Linked DNA regions of Homo sapiens: region 1 is linked to region 2. Evidence: chromatin contacts called from ENCODE Hi-C data. All regions are on one chromosome and are shown on one strand. The core of a region is the stretch at or near the end of the contact, and the rest is flanking DNA. Distances in the headings are between cores, read along the strand shown.

What was found. Hi-C counts contacts between places; a loop is a spot of excess contacts on that map. Pooled maps may share reads with other maps.
Region 1: a map of HepG2 shows a loop between it and region 2 (24-fold over the local background). The contact joins two enhancer-like sites. A Hi-C loop is called at or near these places in 2 of 168 maps with a recorded cell type or tissue (HepG2 and endothelial cell of umbilical vein) and 7 of 50 pooled maps.

The regions. Positions count from the first base shown.
Region 1 is chr5:98,346,322-98,350,832 of GRCh38, forward strand. No RefSeq gene overlaps it. Among named protein-coding and RNA genes, the nearest start is that of LINC01846, 190 kb to the left of the region's middle. RefSeq lists a silencer at 3,324-3,618. Within about 2 kb of position 3,095, at least 3 of the 41 ENCODE cell types and tissues checked have a DNase peak (open chromatin) inside an H3K27ac peak, as active enhancers do.
Region 2 is chr5:97,166,059-97,170,328 of GRCh38, forward strand. RIOK2 (RIO kinase 2) reads right to left here. Exons shown (of 10, transcript NM_018343.3): 7 at 2,702-2,794; 8 at 1,409-1,933. Among named protein-coding and RNA genes, the nearest start is that of RIOK2, 15 kb to the right of the region's middle. Within about 2 kb of position 1,478, at least 2 of the 41 ENCODE cell types and tissues checked have a DNase peak (open chromatin) inside an H3K27ac peak, as active enhancers do.

The DNA.
Region 1 (4,511 bases), core at 1,845-4,344, 1.2 Mb after region 2:
ATACAAACTACCATCAGAGAATACTACAAACACCTCTACGCAAATAAACTAGAAAATCTAGAAGAAATGGATAAATTTCTCGACACATACACCCTCCCAAGACTAAACCAAGAAGAAGTTGAATCTCTGAATAGACCAATAACAGGCTCTGAAATTGTGGCAATAATCAACAGCTTACCAACCAAAAAGAGTCCAGGACCAGATGGATTCACAGCCGAATTCTACCAGAGGTACAAGGAGGAACTGGTACCATTCCTTCTGAAACTATCCCAATCAATAGAAAAAGAGGGAATCCTCCCTAACTCATTTTATGAGGCCAGCATCATCCTGATACCAAAGCCGGGCAGAGATACAACCAAAAAAGAGAGTTTTAGACCAATATCCTTGATGAACATTGATGCAAAAATCCTCAATAAAATACTGGCAAAACGAATCCAGCAGCACATCAAAAAGCTTATCCACCATGATCAAGTGGGTTTCATCCCTGGGATGCAAGGCTGGTTCAACATATGCAAATCAATAAATGTAATCCAGCATATAAACAGAACCAAAGACAAAAACCACATGATTATCTCAATAGATGCAGGAAAGGCCTTTGACAAAATTCAACAACCCTTCATGCTAAAAACTCTCAATAAATTAGGTATTGATGGGACGTATCTCAAAATAATAAGAGCTATCTATGACAAACCCACAGCCAATATCATACTGAATGGGCAAAAACTGGAAGCATTCCCTTGGAAAACTGACACAAGACAGGGATGCCCTCTCTCACCACTCCTATTCAACATAGTGTTGGAAGTTCTGGCCAGGGCAATTAGGCAGGAGAAGGAAATAAAGGGTATTCAATTAGGAAAAGAGGAAGTCAAATTGTCCCTGTTGGCAGATGACATGATTGTACATCTAGAAAACCCCATTGTCTCAGCCCAAATCTCCTTAAGCTGATAAGCAACTTCAGCAAAGTCTCAGGATACAAAATCAATGTACAAAAATCACAAGTATTCTTATACACCAATAACAGACAAACAGAGAGCCAAATCAGGAGTGAACTCCCATTCACAATTGCTTCAAAGAGAATAAAATACCTAGGAATCCAACTTACAAGGGACATGAAGGATCTCTTCAAGGAGAACTACAAACCACTGCTCAATGAAATAAAAGAGGATACAAAGAAATGGAAGAACATTCCATGCTCATGGGTAGGAAGAGTCAATATCATGAAAATGGCCATACTGCCCAAGGGAATTTATAGATTCAATGCCATCCCCATCAAGATACCAATGACTTTCTTCACAGAACTGGAAAAAACTACTTTAAAGTTCATATGGAACCAAAAAGCAGCCCGCATCACCAAGTCAATCCTAAGCCAAAAGAACAAAGCTGGAGGCATCACACTACCTGACTTCAAACTATACTACAAGGCTACAGTAAGCAAAACAGCATGATACTGGTAACAAAACAGAGATATAGATCAATGGAACAGAACAGAGCACCCAGAAATAACACCACATATCTACAACTATCTGATCTTTGACAAACCTGAGAAAAACAAACAATGGGGAAAGGATTCCCTATTTAATAAATGGTGCTGGGAAAACTGGCTAGCCATATGTAGAAAGCTGAAACTGGATCCCTTCCTTACACCTTATACAAAAATTAATTCAAGAAGGATTAAAGACTTACATGTTAGACCTAAAACCACAAAAACCCTAGAAGAAAACCTAGGCATTACCATTCAGAACATAGGCATGGGTAAGGACTTCATGTCTAAAACACCAAAAGCAATGGCAACAAAAGCCAAAATTGACAAATGGGATCTAATTAAATTAAAGAGCCTCTGCACAGCAAAAGAAACTACCATCAGAGTGAACAGGCAACCTACAAAATGGGAGAAAATTTTCGCAACCTACTCATCTGACAAAGGGCTAATATCCAGAATCTACGATGAACTCAAACAAATTTATAAGGGAAAAAGCAAACAACCCCATCAAAAAATGGGCAAAGGACATGAACAGACACTTCTCAAAAGAAGACATTTATGCAGCCAAAAAACACATGAAAAAATGCTCACCATCACCGGCCATCAGAGAAATGCAAATTAAAACCACAATGAGATATCATCTCACACCAGTTAGAATGGCGATCATTCAAAAGTCAGGAAACAACAGGTGCTGGAGAGGATGTGGAGAAATAGGAACACTTTTACACTGTTGGTGGGACTGTAAACTAGTTCAACCATTGTGGAAGTCAGTGTGGCGATTTCTCAGAGATCTAGAACTAGAAATACCATTTGACCCAGCCATCCCATTACTGGGTATATACCCAAAAGACTATAAATCATGCTGCTATAAGGACTCATGCACACGTATGTTTATTGCGGCACTATTCACAATAGGAAAGACTTGGAACCAACCCAAATGTCCAACAATGATAGGCTAGATTAAGAAAATGTGGCACATATACACCATGGAATACTATGCAGCCATAAAAAATGATGAGTTCATGTCCTTTGTAGGGACATGGATGAAATTGGAAATCATCATTCTCAGTAAACTATCGCAGGAACAAAAAACCAAACACCACATGTTCTCACTCATAGGTGGGAATTGAACAATGAGAACACATGGACACAGGAAGGGGAACATCACACACCGGGGACTGTTGTGGGGTAGGGTGAAGGGGGTGGGATAGCATTAGGAGATATACCTAATGCTAAATGACGAGTTAATGGGTGCAGCACACCAGCATGGCACATGTATACATATGTAACTAACCTGCACATTGTGCACATGTACCCTAAAACTTAAAGTGTAATAATAATAAAATAAAAAATTTTTTAAAATATATCAGACAAAAAAAAAAAAAGATCACTTGAGCCCAGGAGTTCAAGACTGTGGTGCCCTATAGTCATAATTCCAATTCGAAAATGGTGGCATAGAAACAAGCTGGCTTCGCTCCCTTTTACAGAAAACCAAAAACAAATATATAGCACCAAGATGATCACCAGCAATATCCTAGAACACAAATATGAGGATGAATCAGTTCCTGGAGCCAAAGAGAAGTAAAAAAAACTCCAGCAGACGGTAAGAGAGCCATATATTCATGACAATGACACCCCTCCCTGGAATCTGCCCTGCCCCAAGTATGTGGAAAATGTTGATTGACTCTCAGTTTCCACACTGGAGAAAGTGAGACTGAGGTTGACAGTCAGCTTCTCTACTTTCTTATGTTCCCTGACAGGAGACCTGTCCCTACCTCAAACTGTGGGAAGCATGGTGAGTGCCTAAAAGGAGAAACATCTCTGAGGACAGCCAAAGACAAAGTAGAGAGGCAGGACTAACATCCTGAATGCTAGAAACTGCTCTGTAATTCAGCCAAATGACATGCCAAATCGGAGTGGCTGCTTAGCAGTACCATGCTGTAGGAGGTACATTCCACGGGGCCCCTGAGCACAAATTACAGCCAGCCGTTCCACACTGCCAGGATATCCCCTTTGGGACCTCCCCTATTTCTGATGATCAGTCTCTGATAATTTGCTAGAGCAAAGGCAAACATGGGCTTAAAGTGCCATCTAGTGCTGAAAAGGAGGCACTGACCTAGCGGAAAAAAGTATAAGAAATTCAACAGGTAAATTATGAAGAATCTCTAAGTAAACATAGCCAATAAAAACCAAAACAAGCCAGGCAGAGAAAACTGGAATGAATAACTGTTAAATGCAAAGACATAGATGTACATTCACACACACACACACAAAAAAAAAACAGCGAAAAGGAAACCATGACCTCTCCAAACAGACAAAGCAAGGAACCAGTGACTGACCCTAACAAGACTGTTACATGAGCTCTCTGTCCAATAATTCAAAATAGGAGTTTGAAAGAAACTTAGTGCTCTCCAAGATAACACATAAAAGCAATTTATAAATTTATCAGATAAATTTTACAAGGAGATTGAAATAATAACAAAAGATCAAACAAAAATCTTGGAACTGAGAAACACATTTGCTGAATTCAAAAATTCATTGAAGGCTCTTTACAGCAGAATGTACCAAGCAGAGGAAAGAATCAGTGCTCCCAAAGACAGGCTGTTTAGAAGTACACAGTCACAGGAGAAATAACAAAAAAATAAAGTCAAAAGGAATAAAGACTACCTATAAGATATAGAAAATTACCTCAAAAGACAAAATCTAAGAATTACTAGTATTCAAAAGGCAGCTGAGCAAAAGAACAAGGTAGAACACTTACTCAAAAAATAATAACAGAAAAGTTTCCAAAACTTGAGAAAGAAATAAAAGTTCACGTATAGGAAGGACAGAGAACATCAAATAGGACTACGCCAAGACATATAATAATTAAACTCTCGAAGGCCAAAGACAATGAGAGGATCCTAAAAAGCAGCAGGAGAAAAAAAGCAAACAACATGTAAAGAAATGCCAATCATCTGATGACAGACTTCTCAGTGGAAACCACACAGGCCAGGAGGGAGCAGAATATTTTCAAAGTGTTGAAAAGAAA
Region 2 (4,270 bases), core at 228-2,727:
TGGACTGGAACTTATGCTATTGTCTCTTCTGGTTCTTAGCTCTTTGGATTTGGACTGGAACTGTACCATGGGCTCTCCTTGGTCTCTAGCTTGTTGACTACAGATCCTGGGACTTCTCAGCCTCCATAACCCCATGGGCTAATTCCTTAAAATAAATCTCCTATTTATTCTGTTTCTTTGAAGAATCCAGTCTAATACAATCACTTACTCAAAATCCTGAGCCTCTGTCACCCCTCTTTTCCTTTTAAGCTTCTGATTTAATTTTCCAAGTTTATTATTTAAATGGCAGTAGCCCTGTGACACAGATACACAGCTATATGAAAAAGGAACAAAATTCTCATGTTTTGCTTCAGGAATAAAACTTTAAAGATAAAGGTAGGCTTAAGATATAAGCCCAAACATGTACTGAAAAATGTTTAATAAATGTATTGCTGAACTAATTTTAATTGTCATATTACTATTTTGAAATAAATAAAACCAATATTTCATTTAACTACAATTTGATTCTGAATAAGCAATCCCAAATCCAAAAATTAAGTTTTAGAACTTTTCCTAATCTAAGCTGAGCCTGATTAATATTTACAAAAAAAAATTATTAAAAGAAAACATAATATCATTAGATAATTTTAACTACACATGAACAAAGGATAGAAGGCTCAAGGTACTAGAGAAAATTCACTGCAGATGTTTCATATAGAAAGTACATTTATTGCATGTTTTAATATTTACATGCCTTTACATAACTCAAACACACATCAGATGTGTAATTAGGAAAATATATGAGGAATAACTCATCCATCTAAAACCTGATCAATGTATCCAGAGACCTGCAATAATTTTAAAATCATCAGTTTGTATATATATATATATTTTTGAGACGGAGTTTTTTGCTCGTCACCCAGGCTGGAGTGCAGTGGTACGATCTTTGGCTTACTGCAACCTCTGCCTCCCAGGTTCAAGTGATTCTCCTGCCTCAGTCTCCCAAGTAGCTGGGATTACAAGCACAGGCCACCATGCCCGGTTAATTTTTATATTTTTAGTAGAGACAGGGTTTTGCCATGTTGGCCTGGCTGGTCTCAAACTCCTGACCTCAGGTGATTTGCCTGCCTTGGCCTCCCAGAAGTGCTGAGATTACAGGCATGAGCGAGCCACTGTGCCCAGCCATCAGTTTGTATTTTAAGGCAGAATTACTTGAAATTTAGTCAATAGGCTGCCTAGAATCAGGTCAATTGAAAAGGAAGCTATTTTGAGTTTTTAACAACAAAAAATTATTTGGCTTTCATTTTATACATCAAGGTGGCAGAATACAATTTTGTCACATCATTTGAAAAAAACATTCTTTTACTAGAATCTAACAAAGTATCAGTCTCAAGACTAAAGTTAAAAAGCAATCGACAGAAGTCTATACCTGAAAGGCCTGAATTCTCTATTTAATGACGACAAGGCAATTAGATGAGGGCATTCATCTTCATACTCGTCAGAGCCAGCAGGGACTCCTCCTTGAACTCTCTGACCATCTTGCCTGTTGTAATTTTCAGTTCTGTTTTTCTCCTCAGAAAATTCAGTTACAGAGTTGTTTTCAACAACCTGCCCTTTTATTTCTTCTAAAGCTTGATTGAATTCAGTCATTTCAAAACTCCGTGCATCAGCACTCTCTTCTGATAAACTGTCTTCCTTTATTTGTTCAGGGTCTCCAGATGATCTGCAATAGCAGCCCTCTGATTCTTCTAGACAGTTCCGTTCACTTTCATTTTCTGACCCGTAAACCTCTGCTTTTTCTGCCACTTCTCCATCTGAAAATGAGAATTCAGATCCCTCTTTTGTTTCAATATTTTTATCATCTGGACCTAATGGATGAAGCAGTTCATCATCTGCCTGCATTTCCTTTGTGTAGCCACTGGCAGAAACCTCCACATCAAGAGTGTCTTCTCTCCTAGAAAAAAAAGGCGTCAAGCATAGAAAGAGAGAAAAAATGTTTATCTAAGAGGAGCAAATATCTACTACTCTGATAAATTATGATTCAAGTGAGTTTAATAGCTTATATGTTAAAAATAAATTTTCCTTCCCTAAAATGTAATATTTAAATGACACAGGTAAACAAATATGAAAGGTATATGCTGGCTGTCATTTTAAGAATAAAATAACTGAAAAGCAACAATATAAATAAAAAGGTTATAAAAACCTCAGCTTATGTTTATTAACTTTGTAAATTAACTTTCAAAGGGGGCTAAGGATTTCCTTCAGATTATGTGACTCATCCCAGATCAGAAAATATCTTAAGTGTATAAAATAAATATGAGAAAACTGAGCTTTGAGAATGCACATGATAGTTATGTTTTGAGAATCAATTAAAGATACCTCCTGGTCCTTGATAAAGGAAAAACACAAATTTCAATGAATGTTTGGTGTTATTCCTTATGAATGAGTTACTCAAATAGCATCCAAAATAGAATAAAAGTTCTTGAATTTATAAGAATCTAGATATGTCCGCTTCCTAAAATTCAGTAACAGTGCCTTAATGGACCAAATGCAGGTATTTTCAAGTTTTTAAGTTTCAGTTATGTACTACAGAGCAATGACATCTAACAGTGATTACGTGTCAAAATTTGGAAAGTTTTTTAGATGAAAATGTTAATTTTTAGAAATACACAGACCAGATATTTAAACTGTTCTATTATGTAAAGCAATGGGGAGTACAAACCTGATATCCTTAAAAGTTGGAAAAAGCTCACTTTCGTAGCTGAAACGTTTCATAAAGAAATCTTTAATGCATTTAACATCTCTGTCAAAATACCTGCAAAAGCAAGAATCATTTATGATATAGTCTTTATTGCTCCTCTTTTTCCTTATTAGCCAATGACAATATACTTATTGGTTAATGGTATTGCTCCTCCTTACACAAGGAGATAAAAGATGTTACACAAAAGAAAAAAGATACAAATGAGTTAACCAGTGTGTTTGAAAAACTAAAATCCAAGGAAATCTCAAGGATATAAGCTGTCAATGCCATGCAGTTCCTACGGTTAGGAAAGTCAAGGTTTTGTCATAGTTACTGGTATATAGTTAGATACACTAGGGAAAGATGAATGTGAACCCCAGGAAATAAGATAATGGGCCTATGGTTTGGGGATAGGTTTCCACTTATTCTGTTCGTCCTGAGTCTGGCTATGCTTCTTATCAGCAACACTCACTAGAACCCCTAGCCAACTGAAAGATCTGACGATAAAAAGATATTAATATTAAACAGTTAAGTTTGGAGACTACTGAATTATGTTTATGTATCTTTGTTATCCATTAGCCGATTTGCAATAACACCCAAAGGGATAAATAATGCTACAGCCTATAAAAATAATCTGAGGACATGTTAATCTGGACCAAAAGTAGAACAATATCTGAATATCAGGCTGCCTTTTTGGGCCACCACAAAGCAGCAAAAATGGATTCAATTCTCTAGAAGATTTCCAGACAAGGGAGAATTAAGGACAGGATAATGTGCAATTGACTCTCTTTGAGAAAGATGAAGTTTGGAAATAGGAAGATAATGCCTCTCCTCTTTGCTCACAGGGTACTCTGGGAAAAATACTAATACATTTTAAAAAGACTATTTTATATATGTTTACATCTCCCTACGAGACAGTAACATTTTCTAAAGCATATATAGGGGTTATTTATATCTCAATCTCTAGCAATTAGCACAGCTCCTTGGCCCCAGAACTGGTTCATAAAAATTGAAATTAAATCACAATGTCTCTCCATAGAACGATGCAGCCTAAACCTAGAATGTCATAATCTGTCACACTCTGGAGGCTCCTAGATGTTCCTTTACTGTGTGACTATGTTACTCCTTATTAATAAAAATCATGATTAGTCATCATCCAAAGAGTACTGACCACCCCAGTGCCAGGCATTAATCTTTTAGTATTATTTTGTTGAAAACGTTTTAAAAATTTATTTTCAAATGACATTTCTTTCTGTAGCATAAGTATAGACATTTTCTACTGGAAACCAGGATGAAGAGACGCTTCACTTAACAAAACTACTTCAAGCTCAATCTCTGGAAGAATTAATATACTCTATTATATAAGTGATACTAGTTGTTAGTTTAGGAAAAAAGTTTCTCATAAAGCTTGGAACAGAAAGAAAAAAAAATCCTTAGTTACACTCAATTGAATCATAAACCTCAAGCAAATAAAGGATAAGGTCCTGTTTCATGACTTGGCTGGCTTGGTTTAAATAAGTAATGTGAAGAATATGATTATCGCAGTATATC